2 separate regions of the Homo sapiens genome follow, and region 2 is linked to region 1. Evidence: read pairs that join two places in POLR2A ChIA-PET (ENCODE). Cell type or tissue: PC-9. All regions are shown on one strand. Links, peaks and the distances in the headings refer to the core of each region. The heading gives the core; the rest is flanking DNA.

Region 1 (7,520 bases), core at 913-5,912:
GTAGGCACATTAAAAACGACCTGAGAGGAAATTACTCAAAGTTTCAACCAGGTAGGTGACTTACAATGCCCCCTTTTTTTTTTTTGCATATCTGTATTTTCTAATTTCTTTTATTGAGTAACATTGCTTTTATACCGGGGAAAATAAACAAAGAACTGAAATAATAAAATAAAGCACGGAACAAAATATATAATTCCCAGTTTTAATAGATTTCCCTATTACTTGCTCTTTAGGTTTTAGCCAGTCCAATTTTGTTGGTTATTTAGGTTGTTTCAAATATATATTGTTGTTGAACAATTCTCTTTTCCAACTTTTCAGTATTGTAAGAAGCAAATAACATAAATAATTGACAAAAAAGGAACCAGTTGTGACAATCAGACAAAAATGCTGATGACGCAGAGAACTGCCTCACTACCTTGTGATACATACACACTAAAATTACCAACACTGAAAAACCAGTGATTGTATTCACCCATTTTCAATAAGTATTATTTGTACCAATTGTTCTGTTGACAAAGTTACTTTTAAAATAAAGTTTAAAGTAAACTATAAGTACTTTATATTTGATCAAATTATCTTTGGCAAAATTTCATTTAGCCAAATTGTTTTCAGCCAAATTATCTGCTATAGTTTGTGAATTTGAAACATTTTGACATTTCCAGTCAGGACTGAATATGCTGATAATTCGCAAAAGTCCTGAGCTGTGAAGCAAAAAGAAGGCTTTCATCAATCCTGGGGCTAGTCTACTTTCTGGAATATGTCCATTGTATAATATGAGGAATGAGAAGGGTTATATTCTGCAGAAAGTTCTACAGCATAATAACAAATGCAGTAACAGGTGTATGGCTGTGGTGGAAGCTTGGTCAAATTGAAACTGGAACAGGAATAAACCTTTACTTCATTTATACTTTAGGTGACAAGGTAGCACATTTGTACATAATAAGGCTGGCCTGGGGATGGAGGGAGTCCCTGCCCTGACTGTGACTCAGTGAGACTCTTTGCCTGGTCCTAGTCCAAGAGAAACGCATGCTATGATCTCACTGAAGTCTGAAGTGACTCTGAAACTTTGCAGTAAAAAGAAAATTTCATCCTTTAAGATGGTGAGTTACCAGAGAAGTCACAAGGATAAAATGAATGATGGAGGTTTCTGGAAGATGTTATCACCACATTCATAGCATCTAGCCTTTCGTATACATTGGGATGGAATGGGTAAGAGACAGGCTTGGGGCTCAGTCTCCTAACTGGTTAGTAACTAAAGATGCCTTGGAGAGGAGAGTTGAGAGTCCATATTTTTCACAGAAATTCTTTTTGAGCCACATTGACATTCCTAAAACACCGCACATACTGATGCTATGATTTCACGGTCATTTGGTCTCTAATACCCACAAACTTTGCCTGCCCCTAGCATAGTTTTACAGCGTTTGTTTAAAAACAACACCCCAAACTAAAACCTTACCTGCATAAACCAAGCATATCTGTGGTTTGGAAAACAGGCCAGGAGTCTAGAGTTCTATTTCTAACTATGCAGCTAACTTCCCAGGTGGACTGGAAGAAATCCTTGATTCCTTTGCTCCTTAGTTTCTTCATATTCATCCATCCTTCTGAAAGGTATTCCTTAAGTACTGGGACCCTGTGGATACAAAAATAAATAGAACCTAGCTCCTTTGTCAAGATCCTTGGAATTTAGGGGAAAAGACAAACAATAATTGAAGATTGCAATCCAGTGTGGTAAGTTTGTTGTTGGAAGTAGGCACTGAGTCCTAGGGGAGCACAGAGAAGGAATGTCAAATCAAGCTTGGAGCTGGGGAGGTGAGTCAGGGACCACATCAAAGGAGTAGTGATGTCTTCCTGCAAAGTTAAACTCTGTGAAATGAGCAGGGCTTATTAGTGGATCCAGAAGAATATTTAATCTATATTCCTATGTTAATTGAAGAGATGGTAATTTGAGGTCCCTATATAGGGAGAAGTTTTTCCAGAGCTGTAAGAAAGAAGCAAAGTACAAACAAATTTGCCTAATATATCCATGGCTGCTTATCCCCAGAGAGTGGTCTAGATCTTAAGATCTTTCTAATATGCTCCAAGAAGAAAATATTTGTTCTTGGGACATTTCTGTCACTTAATATATTTGCCTTTAGACATTTGAAGGGTATCTGGCTTTCATAAGAAGTCACAGTCACCTGTGTCACTTTCCTCTCAACAGCCCCTTTCTTTGTACATTTCCTTGTAATGCACTATGAACTCTAGGTTGAATCATTCAAGTGCTGTAATATTCACATGAAAGCAACACCAAACTTTGTCTCCATTTTTAGGTTCATGTCAAAGCTAGTTTTTCACTAAATATCTCTGGTTACCATTTGATTTGATTTTAAAATAATATTTCACTTTTCTAAAAGTCGATCTGTTCCACCAAGTCTTAACTCATTGTAGATACAGTTATAAAATCATAAGCAGACAAATAATTCTCATTTCTAGCACATACGTTGCTTTCTTCCCAATGTCCACTTTTCCTCTTCTTTTTCCCAAGAGAATTTCAATTTGATCCAGGATGGATACTAGTTAGCCAAAGTCAACCTTGAGAATTCTATTCCTTTATTCAGTGGTTGACTTAGGAAAGGGCAATTCTGGTCTCTTTGGGGGAAGTCAGCTGGCAAGCCTCTGGAAAAGGTTTCCTTCTCCTAAAAGACACACAGAAGTTGATGTTCTCTCTCCTTTTTTGGAACATTGGTGCATCTAGAGTGGCCCTGGAACCACGGCAGCCATATTGCCACCAGCTGGAAGACGAAGCCAACGGTGGGAGAAGACAGAGCTGGTCGAATCCCCCAGGAGTAAAATGCAGCCTGTAGTACCCTTCCTGGATTGTATCTTACTTGGAGTCTTCTTGTTCTGGGAGGCAATAAATTTCTTTGTTATTTAAGCCATGATGAATCAGCGTTTTCAATTATTTGCAGCCAAAAGCATCCTAAGCAATAGCCAAGTATGCATGGAAGTTCATGCACTTCTCTCACAGAACATTATGTCAGACATTTAGTTCTAGGAAACAGGCTTATCTGATTTCTCAGTTCTAGGAAGCAGGCTTATCTGATTTCCTAGTTTCTGGCAGATTAGAAATAACTTTCTCTATTCTCTAGAAATAGAGAAAGTTAGAGACAGGCAGCTGGACAGAGAAGGGAGAGACATGAAGGCAGAACCAAGAACTCAAGAGGCAGCATTGTGGGGTTATTTAATGCTGGGGCAAACAAGTTCTCCCATCTCTGTAGCTCTTGTGGGTATGAGAGCATAGTTCAGTGACTAACCCATAATGACAGTCATGTGTCTGTCATCAAAGGAAGTTTGCTTTCTGTTTACTCTGTTTCAGAAGGGGAATGAGGCTGAATAGTATGTAAAAATATTTCTTTGTAAACAAGGAAAAGCTTAAGTGATTAAAAGGATAAGCTTATCTGAAAAGGCACGTGGAGAACAAACTCACTCCCTGGCTATGCTAAAAAAATGAGTGCTAATTATATATGCAAATGAAACCTATTAAAAAGTTTGCTTCATCCAGAGAAAAGGGAAGAAAAAAAAAATGAGGCAGTAGTTTGATTGCTGCATAGAGCAGCTCACTTCAGTTTTGGTCCCCATGAGAAGCCCCAGCAGAGAAGCAAAGCTAAGAAGTGAGGACATGGTGTTGCTCTTCTGCAAGTGACTTTATTTTGGCTCAATGGCTCAGCAAGTTTGCCTAAGCTGTTTCCTCAGAAGCCTGCCAGTAGGAAGTAAATAAGCTGCTTGACTCTACTCATAGAGGGGGTTGAGCACTCCTAATTAAAATGTAAATAATTCTCAGGGCCAACAGCTTGTAGACGATAATGACTGGAAAGATCACAGAAACTAAAATCGCACACGCAAAACAGGTTCTAAGTCTTTGTATACACAAACACTAAGCCTACCAATTGATTTAGTCACCTCCGTGAGAAATCACTGGAACCAAGTTATTTGCAAGCATGCAGCAGGAACCAGGTAGCTGGTATACTCTGGTGACACCAGGGAGTAAAGCTTACCAAGTCCACGGGGCATGGATAACTCAAAAAACAAGGGCTTTCTGCAATCAGCTGGTGAATCTGTGGTCCCACACAGCCCCGCCCCAAGGGTTAGGATAGCTCCTCCTGCCCAGCCCATCAGAAGTCTGCCCAGAATCTTCCAAGGCTCATATGTGGAAGATGAGCTATCTGGACAGGCCCCACCCAACAGAGAAGTGTTACTTTGGTTTTAAAATCACCCTTCATTTGAGAAGTACCCTGAAACTTTAATATGCAAATAACAGCTAAATAAAAGGAAAAGCCCAATACAGTTTCTAATTACCAACAAATGCGTATGTATCTTACACATGGTAGCTACTCATAACTTTTTAAAATGAATAAGTGATCTGTTAACCAGAGTACTACATGAGGGAAACAGAGAGAGAATTAAATACTTTTACTAAGAATGAAACTTAAGGCTCTTTAGTTTAGTAGTTTTCAATGGCATTTTTGTTTTCTTCATGCTAGGATACTGCCATACATGCTAGGATTATCTTACTGGTAAATTACTATTGTTGTTAGATAACATTTTGTTGGCATTGTCCTAAACACTCCACATTCATTATTTCATTTTATTGCCACAATAGCATGGGTACAATTATTAAGCCTATGAAAAATGAGGCTTAGAGGTGCAAAGTAATTTGCCTGAGGACACGGAATGAGGACCTGCTGGGTCACCAGGCAAACATAGGTTCATTCCTATGGCACCTCTACATATTTACCGATAATAGTTGTACTGAATTTTTTCCAGATTTTCTTTCATGTTTTAAATAGAAGAGACTGAAGATTCTCTCATCTGCATTATGATATGTTGTTTTCAGGAAGAGAGAAAACTGGAATCATACATGGAGGATGGTGAGAAATTATATATGTTCATGGAGTGTCTCACATGTTTGTCAACAGAAGTGAAAAGATCGTGACCCAATTTTAGAGTTACTTATTCAGGCAACTCTATTATAATGAGTTACTTCAACACTGTAGTGTTCTCCCATTCTAAATTCTAAAAAAAATTAATTTGTTTTGTATTTTTTTTAGTAGAGATGAGGTTTCACCGTGTTAGCCAGGATGGTCTCGATCTCATGACCTCGTGATCCGCCTGCCTCGGTCTCCCAAAGTGCTGGGATTACAGGTGTGAGCCACCATGCCCGGCCAAAAAAAATTAATATATTTTTTTAATTCTCCTGATGCTTACTTGATTTTTCAGGTTGATTTTTTTGAAAACAGACTTAAACTTTTTTGACATTCTATATTCATTTATTCATTCATTCGTTCATTCACATAATTACTATTTATTGCCTTCACAATGTCTGGACAATACTGTGAAGGTTAAGACACCAGCAGCTTCTGTTTTTCATACAATCTTTCTTGAAAAGTTACATTTTTCTTCTTCAGTAGCTGGTTTGGGTTCACAAGATATATAGGGTTTGACTTTGGTGACCTCCAAATCGGTCCAACCTGCACTGCCTTCTGGATATATAAGGTAGCTCATAACCATGTTTTTGAATACTGTGTCTTACTATTTTCTCTGTGTGTGTGTGTGTGTGTGTGTGTGTATATATATATATATATATATATATATGTATGTCTTTTGTAATATGTGTATGTTACATATATAACATGCATATGATAGATGTTACAAATACATGTCCAATGTTACAGCAATATATGCTTCCTGGGAGAAAAGTATTAAATCACAAGAAGTATATAAATTTTAAATGAAATATTTCAGAAATTTTACTGCCAGAGGTAATCATTTTTGAAAGTTTAGTGTTTTATATTCCATATTTTGGAGTTGACTATTTTGTGAATTCATTACTCTGTTCCCTTCCCCACTTTGGTGTGACCTCTTTCCCTGGTTTTTTATTGGCCCTCTCTTCTCAATTTGATTCCACTTCCTGCAGTTACTCCTCTGGGTGGGCCCCATCCTGCAAGGGAGCTGCTGTTCTCAGGTCTGCTCTTTTGTGGGTCACTTTGTCTCACATCTTTCAGACACCTAGTTACTTCCCTCTTCATTTACCTGATGGACACCGTCTGTGGTTTGCCCCTACCTGCTTTTATTTTGTGGTTTGGAGGGCTATCTTATAGCCAGTTTAGTTGCATATGTTGTTCATGGGAATTTGGGTTTACTATTTCATTGTTCTGTATGTTTTTATGTAAAATACAGAAAGATTCAAAAGCTATGTTACTGTTACTTCCATCTTCCCAGAGTCTCCCTCTACCATCAGACTTCCTTCTTTGAATAACAGGTTAAAGCTAGTGATGGAAGATGATCAATGTTATCCTTAATTGGCCCCAGACTAATCAATTATGATGCTACTTAAGATAATGTTTGCCAACCTTGCATGTACATCAGCAACACCTTAGGACTGTAAAACAGCTGATCCCCAAGAGCTTTCCTGATTTAATTGGTCTGCAGTAGTGTGTTCTCACATGATTCCAGTGTGTGGCCAAGGTTAATAATCACTGATATGGAGGAAACAAAATTAAAGCATTTCAACTCTCTTAGCAATCTACTGAGACTAAGCCAGTTCTGTGTGCTCAATCTGCACATTAAGTGTGGTCCCTTTCCTCACTCTAAGCCCCTATGCCTCAGGTGAGGCTGGTTCATTCTCCAGCAACTACAGTAGCCAAGTCATCCATACATGGCCAATCAGTGTACTCCATGCTTGTCCAAGGATAGACATGTCACCCAAGCTGAACCAATACAAAATTTCCCTATGACATTTGCTGGAGTTATTATGCATCACTCTCTTTTTACAGAAATTGTGAGCTTCAAGATCAGTGTAAACCTACAAATTCCTTTTGCCATCTTTACCCCCAAATGAGAAGAATCTGCTTGGGAATGAAGCTTAGAGAGGAAAACATTTGACAGGTAGAAAGAGTAAAAAAGTATTCTGATTACACCATTGATGGGATTTTTAGGGGTCCAAATATAATACCTTATTTTACCTAAATTCAGAACAAATTTAGAGATAAATGCAGGCTAGGTAATTGGAAAAGAAATAGTTTTATGATTGAGAAGCTGATTGAGCTCATGGCTTTGGATTGCTGCCCAAAAGAATTTTCTAAAACTCTGCTCCTTAGTTCATCTTAGTTCATGCTTCTACTTAGTTCTCCTTAACACAACCGGCCATTGGCATGGCTGGAATCTTTGGACCTTGTCCTCCATTGTGGACTGCTTAGCACCAGGAAGGCAGATGATAAGACAGACAAACTGATCAGACAGAATGAAGGGCACTGGAAGAGCTGAACCATACCCAGATGCCAGTTTCTTTCCCAAACCCCCAGTTGGATAACTCTCCCAAGCCATGGCTCACAGTTTGGTGAGCTGAGTTTCTGCTAGATCTTAGCCCCCTCTTGTCTCTTCTATGCCAACACACCTGCAGACCCAGATCACTCTTCCTACCTTTGGGAGAAATAAATGAGCACACTGAGAGAAGGTGCGAGGGTTCTGTTCATGCTTGCTCA
Region 2 (7,520 bases), core at 1,138-6,137, 410 kb before region 1:
TCATGAAGAACACAGAATTGCTGAAGGCCCTTGGATAGCCCCTCAAACCCCACCCCAGGCCCAGTGACATGCTGGGGCCTCAGGAAGAACTTTGTCAGCAAGGACAGTCACTGGACCAGAAGGAGCCCTTTGGATGGGTGCAAGGCCCATCCAAGCAGCAGTCTGAGTAGTTCAATCCCTGCAGGCCAATGGGACAACAGATCTCAGTAGATGCCAACTTGGATACCTGTCTATTTTTCCTAGCATTTGATCCCCTCAAACTTAGGCCTGACACCATGGAAAAAGAGAGAGGGAGGTCTTTAAATTGCCTAGGATTACATTTCTGCCACTCAGATGAATCTAAACCTGATATGAATTGTAGACATTCACTATTTTCTGTATTAAAGAAATGCACCTTTTTAAAATTAGAAATGGACTCATATTTCTTGCCCACTTGAGTCTGTGGACAGAGATTAACATTCTACACACATATTGCTAGTTATTTTTTCCTGCATTCATGTCTGGTCTCCAGAGCTAGACTGCAAGATATTCAAGGCTCCAGAGTAGCCCTCTTTTCTTTCTACTAAGCACTTTGTACATAACAAGACACATTTTGAGAGAAATCCTATGGAATAGGATGTGAATAATTGTTTTGTTTATACATTATTAACTAGAACATCAGTTCAAGGGTTTCTCAGCTCTGATTTCATTTATAAGTTGTACAGTTTTCCCCAAGTATTCATTTTTCACATTAAGAAATAAATATTGTCAAGCACCACCACAGGCAAGGTCTTACTTCTACCTCTTCCTGGGGATGTAGTCCTTGTCCTCAGGGAACTTGTTATTGGAGATGTAGACAAGTTGTAGCTGATTGCATTGAACATGCATTGAGTTTAGGACAACACCTAGGAGGTTTTGTTGCCTGTTTTGAAATACATGGATAATCTGATTGCAAAAGTGATAAATGTTTAATTGAGAACACTTGCAAAATATAGAAGTAAACAATTGTACCCATAAACTCAGAACCTGTAAAATTAGAAATAATCAATGTTAACATTTTGGTGTATATCATTATATATGCCTCATAAAAGTGTATCATGATCTATTGGAATTTGTTATTTAAAGAAATCCCTGATATACTACAGTGAATGAGTGTGTGTGTGTCTGTGTGTGTGATTTTCATTTTCTCCTGAAAATGGGAAGATGTTATTATTAGAGTTTCACTGACCAAGTGTATACCATGACCAAATATAGTACACAGGTGAAATAAACTTGAAAATGTATTGCAATTAAAAAAGGTTGAAATTCAGGTTTCTGGCAGCTGGGTAGGGAGGGAAACCAAATAAAATATATACTTGAATCTGATCCGTGATATATCCATGAAAATAGTTCTGTTGATTAACTCAAATGTCACATCCTCACTGACGATCTCCTATAGTCCCTCAGGCAGAATTAGCCAGCTAGTCCTTCAGTGCTCCCAAATATTTGTGCTATCTGTATACAATAATATATTCATTATTTTAATAAAATAATATATATTATTATTTATATGTAATATTTAAGGGAAGAAGAGTAGTGTTATGATTAAGAACATAGATTTTGGATTTAAACAGCTGAAGTCTAATTCCAGCCCTGCCAGCCAGCTATGTGACCTTGGACAAATTATTTAGCCTTTCTGAACCCATTTCCTCATCTGTGAAACAGTAATAATAACACCTACTTTATGGAGTTGCTGTGAGAGCAAAGTAGGACAGTATTTGTAAAGTGCTGACCCACCCCAAGACAGAAAGTCAATAAATAATAAGTGTAATTACTATTATTACAGAACTTGCCATATTGCATTTCAATGACGGGTTTAGGAATGACTCCCTCTTTGGACTGTGAACACCTAGACAGCAGGCCCTGGATCCTGGCCTCTGTCTTTCCTAGCAGAGTAGCTCATAAACAGTAAGCAATCACAGGTGTTTGCTGGAAGATACAATAGCTATGGAAAGTGCCAGACCAAATGCTTCCCCCACCCCCAGAGTCTTGTATAATTACTGAGCTATCTAGAACAAATTCTAACAGCAAAATATTAATTCTTACAATCAACATTATAGAAGGTCATTTCTATTTTTAACACAAACTAATATTTACTGAGCACTTAATATGTGCCAGGTTTTGTTCCAGGGCTTTACGTTTTATTTAAACTACTTTATGAAGTGGATATTGCATCTTCTTTAACAGATTGGGATACTGAGGCCCAGAGAGGGTGCTGTGAACTCTGTGATTCCTGAGATTTTGTTAAGGTAAAGTCCTGGCTCTTTGTCCTTTCCTTTAACTACCGAGGCAGGAGGTGAGGTAGAAAAGCAACCATATATTTTTTTTTTTCTTTAGTAAAACATTTTGCAGAGCATCTCTCTTTTCTTTTCTGGAAAAACAAACAAAAGAAATTCTTGCTTCACTCATAATTTTACCCCTGCTGAGGGTTCCAAATGAGGTCCCTGGAAGGATTTCTCTCCTGCAGAGCCCTGTTCAAGGATGCAAATGAAGGTTACTGTACTCCACTGAGAGTCAGAACCATCCCAAGCAGTAACTATTTTTATTGAGAGGGATTTGAAATAGGCTTTTAATACAACATTAAAAATACATAATTCAAATCTCATCTGTGTGCATGAAAACAATGAAATCACCTGTGAAACCATAACATTATCAATAAGCTAAATAAAATTGAGAGTAGAGGACATTAAGAATTTAAAAACAAACTTGCTCTCAAAGAGAATATTTTATCCCATATGATCCATACTGCTATGTTCATGACATTTATCAATTATTGTCCATGTTGCCTACATGAGTGAAAGATATGTTTTTAAAATTAGAAAAGCCTTGGAATTACTTCAAGTAAGCTGATTGGAATCCTTCCAGATTCCACATGTGTTCCTATTGACCAGAAGTCTTCTGCCTTGGGAAAGTATTTTTATTTCCCTCTGCCGTTCTAGATGTCCTACAAAGACCTGTATTAGGATGGGAAGCATTTTCTGAATCCCAAAGGAGTCCCCCCATTTGCCTGAAAGAGACAGCTAAACCATGTGTTGAGAGAGGCCATTCAAGAAGATGATGTCTCAGAATAATTTTTTCAAACATTCTATGCATACTTTCTTCATTCAGAGTAACAGTTGCCATATGATAGATAAAATGTGGTTCTAAAGCGCATCATATCATTTTTCTTCTTCATACATCACAAAAGATGCAAAAAAATAAAAATGTCCCGTTTAAGAGAACAACTGCCTGGTACCTAGCCTATTTATTCTTTAAAATGTTTTCTTAAAGTTTACCTCCAGAATTAGACACAGAAACAGCAGAGGCCACTACACTGGCTTGAGATCAATTGCTACTCTTCTCTGGGAAAGTAAATTAATTAAAAGGAAGTGGGGAAAGACTAGGTCCTTGAAATATGAATTCTGCCTGATTTTCACTAACATTCCTGTAACAATAATAACCTAAAACACATTAAGTAGAAAAACTACTTCCATCTAGTGAAAGTATCTTCTGATGTACTAATAAGAATTATATGTGAACTATATGGTAAATTTTTAGGCCAATTAATCATAAAGGTAGTTGGTGCCTGCTCAGGAGTGCTTTCTGTAGTAAAACAGGCAGCCCTTCCCTGGAAAAATACTTTGAGAAATACTAACATTGTGGAACTTTGTTCTGGAACTGAGAACAGGATTTCTCCGGCTGCAACTTTTGGAGGGAGATGATGTTTGAAGGGACGAAATGAGAAGTGGAGTGCACTAAGAATGGCAGGTAATGCCTTCATTACACGCAAATAGTAGGCACTCATTAGATGTTTGATGAATTACATGTTGGAGAATGTTACTAGCGTTGTGTTTAGAGCCATTAGGGATACTCCAGAAGTAATGAGAATCATTTAATTCCCTTAGCTGTGAGTTTATCACTTCTTTCCTTCATTCATTTCATAAGTATTTATTGATGCTTACCATGTGCCAGGGTCCATCCCTGGGGCTGAGAATACACTATGAACGTCACGGACACTGGAGCTTATGGAGCCGACAGGCTAAAAGGTAGAGAGAAACAGGCCAGGCGTGGTGGCTCATGCCTGTAATCCCAGCAATTTGGGAGGCTGAGGCAGGTGGATCACTTGAGATCAGGAGTTCGAGACCAGCTCGGCCTATGTGGTGAAACCCTGTCTCTACCAAAAATATAAAAAATTAGCTGGGCGTGGTGGCAGGTGCCTGTAATCCCAGATACTCAGAAAGCTGAGGCAGGAGAATTGCTTGAACCTGGGAGGTGGAGGTTGCAGTAAGCCAAGATGGCGCCATGCACTCCACCCCGGGCAACACAGCAAGACTCCGTCTCAAAAAAAAAAAAAAAAAAAAAGGTAGAGAGGAGCAAAACAAAACAAAAAAGCACAATCATAAGCTAGTCAATAACCACAAGTAGTACAAATCTTCCTGGCTCTGGTCCTGTCTGCACTGAGATTAGGACCTGCACAATGTGAGAAGCAACAAAGAAGGCTTCTCTTGGGAGCTCTGCCCACCCTGTTCCCTGTCTTATGGGGCTGACCGGCCCAACCTTCAACATCTGAAGCACTCAGTTAAAAAATGAGATTTAGAAGAGGACCACAGCACTGGGTGCGGGAGGGGGGGGACCTGTCAGGATAATAAACACATGTTTTATGCTTCTGTTGAAAATACTCATTTAGGTGTATTAGGTTTTAGTTATACTTGGCCATATCTGCTATCAGAATAATCAGACAATTTAAAGTGAATTGGTTTCCTTGAGAACAATGGATTTATGACTGGTTCTGTAGAACAGTGATGATCATACAGTTCTCCTGACTTTCCTCTCTCCCCTCCTCCCCACCCTTTATCATCACTCTCCTCTGTTTTGCCTTATATAGTTTAGTGAAAAAACAAAGTCTGGAGTCGACATTTTCAATAAGCTTAGCCCATCTTATTCTCAGATATAGATAACTTCCACTTCATTTGTGGTTCTGTTAAAAGGGTGCCGTATTCCTCTAATTTTCTATGTTAAAGTGTAATAATTTGCTTTTGATATATAAGGTTTCTTTACCATGCAGAAGGAGGAAGCTTAAGTTTGGCTGCATCTATTCCCTGTGGTCCTGGTTAGGCATGCCCTTTGGGTATTATATATGTATGTTGAGGGAAGTCCCCGAGCAAGGGATTGCTTGAAACACTCTGAAGAGGTTTAAAATTAATTTTAACATTGCACCACATATTGGAGGACATAGGACATACTTTTTTTTTTTTTTTTTTGAGACAGGATCTCACTCTTTCACCCAGGCTGGAGTGCAGTGGCACCATCTCAGCTCACTGCAACCTCTGCCACCCCAAGATGATTAAAATCAGATGCCTAAAATCTGACTTTAGGCATTAGATTTTAAATGTCTGTGCTGTTGAACTGGAATTCACACTTAGGATTCAGATGTTTGGATATTATTGCACAGCCTGTGTTGAACCTATTTTGCAAGTGGATCCATTGTTGCATGTGTGAACCATTGTTACCTCTCCTATTAACCGGTGTGACCAGATCCTGAAGAACATGGGTATGGGATGGAGCCAATCTGGCAGCACTTGGGGATGGCTTGCTTATTCCTTGTTACTCCCCTGGGCAGGATCATGCAGAGTCGGATGATAGCAGAAAAGCCAGGCAGCTGTAGGAGAGCAATGCCAGGTGGCCCAGTTCCATGCCAGACAGGCGGAAGAAATGCTGTTGGAGCACACTAGGGTACAACTCCAGGCCACACAACGTAGGCGTGGCAGGCCGGAGAACACCAAGAGCAACAGACTTCTCAATTAGAAAGGAGGTGGCTCTTGTGAAAGAAATGTGTCTGTTTGTCTGTGAATTAATAATCAGGACAGAATGTCAGTTGTTACAATCAAAAGCTGTGGCTCAAATTAAAGAAAGGCCTTCACACAATGTAGAAAGAAGACTTTTGACACTTACTAAAGTGCATTGTTAACATGGCCCCTAGAATAAAATACCTCTGCTGGGCACAGTGGCTCATGCCTCTAATCCCAGCACTTTAGGAGGCCGAGGCAGGTGGATCACCTGAGGTCAGGATTTCGAGACCAGCCTGGCCAACATGGTGAAACCTCGTCTCTACTAAAAATACAAAAAAATTAGCTGGGCATGGTGAGAGGCGTCTGTAATCCCATCTACTCGGGAGGCTGAGGCAGGAGAACTGCTTGAACCTGGGAGGCGGAGGTTGCAGTGAGCCGAGATGGCACCATTGCACTCCGGGCTTGGGTGACAGAGTGAGACTCTGTCTCAAAACAAAACAAAATAAAAGAATAAAATGTCTATACACTCTGAAGAGATTTAAAATTAATTTTAACATTGCACCAAATATTGGAGGACATAAGATGTATTCACCTTTTTATAAAATTTTTTTGAGACAGGGTCTCACTTGTTTGCCCAGGCTGGAATGCAGTGGCACAATCTCAGCTCACTGCAACCTCTGCCTCCCTGGTTCAAGTTATCCTTCCACCTCAGCCCTGCAAGTAGCTAGGACCAAAGATGCTCACCACCATGCCTGGCTAATGTTTGTATATTTTGTAGAGATGGGGTTTCACCATGTTCCCCAGGCTGGTCTCGAGCTCCTGAGCTCAAGCGATCTGCCCACCTCAGCCTCCCAAAGTGCTGGGATTACACCGTGCCTGGCCATATTCACCTTTTAACTGCATATTCCTGTCATTTTTTAAAATTCCAGCGTTCTGTGATACAGTAGTTATCTAATGATTGTCTGGATGGTTCTGTCTCAGGGTCTCTCATGAGCCTGCATTTGAGCCCTGGACTGGGGGTGCAGTCATTTGAACGTTTGTCTGAATGCTTCTGAGATGGCTCACTTAACACGGCTGCTGGCAGGAGGCCTCAGTTCCGTACCACATGAACGTCTCCAAGGGTTGCCTTAGTATCTTCACAACATGGCGTCTGGTTTTTCCCAGAACAAGTGATCCAAAGAGCCAGAAGCCACCATGTGTTTTATTACTAATCATGAAGACACACACACACACCACCACTTCTGTCATATTTTAGAAGTGAGTCATTAGGCTAGCCCACACTTAAGTGATGGGTGGGAATTAGGTTCTATCTTTTGGAGGAAAAACTGTTGAAGAATTTGTGGACACATTTTAAAACCTCCACATATAGTATTCATCTAGGATGTCAGGAAATGTGGTGTAGTCAAGACTGGGTACAAGAATTATGAGACCCAGAGCAAAATAAAAACGCAGGACCCCTCTTTAAGAGTTTCCAGACAGTGGTAACAGAGCATTAATCCAAGTGTGGGTCTTTTGAGGCATTGGGCCCCGTGCTATGGCCCAGGTGCCACCCCAAGAAGCCAGCTCTAGCTATAGTGGTTAAGGGCATGAGCTTTGAAATTACGAGTTTGAGTCCCAGCATACAAATTTGAGTCCCACTGCATACAAATTATGTAACTCTTGGGAAATTAATCTAGCTGAAACTCAACTTCCATTTCTCTAAAAGGGGTATGATTAATTTATCTATCACTTCGG

Evidence for each region. ChIA-PET counts read pairs that join two places held together with the same protein. Peaks named below come from ENCODE experiments on the same cell type or tissue, not always from the same donor. Only the 100,000 strongest peaks of a DNase experiment are listed, where the experiment ranks them.
Region 2: POLR2A ChIA-PET joins it to region 1 with 6 read pairs; 2 of 35 experiments call an interaction of 5 or more read pairs at or near these places.

Annotation. Positions count from the first base shown.
Region 1 is chr2:191,634,590-191,642,109 of GRCh38, forward strand. It overlaps LOC124905959 (a long non-coding RNA gene), which reads left to right. Exons shown (of 3, transcript XR_007088692.1): 2 at 914-1,100; 3 at 2,735-2,914. Among named protein-coding and RNA genes, the nearest start is that of NABP1, 40 kb to the right of the region's middle. In PC-9, for the core only: no CTCF peak of the experiment used is centred there; DNase peaks (open chromatin) are centred at 1,342, 1,772, 3,312, 3,922 and 1 weaker place; H3K4me3 peaks cover 3,674 bases; H3K27ac peaks cover 4,619 bases.
Region 2 is chr2:191,223,414-191,230,933 of GRCh38, forward strand. MYO1B-AS1 (MYO1B antisense RNA 1) reads right to left here. Exons shown (of 4, transcript NR_186085.1): 4 at 5,752-5,841. Among named protein-coding and RNA genes, the nearest start is that of MYO1B, 18 kb to the right of the region's middle. In PC-9, for the core only: no CTCF peak of the experiment used is centred there; no DNase peak of the experiment used is centred there.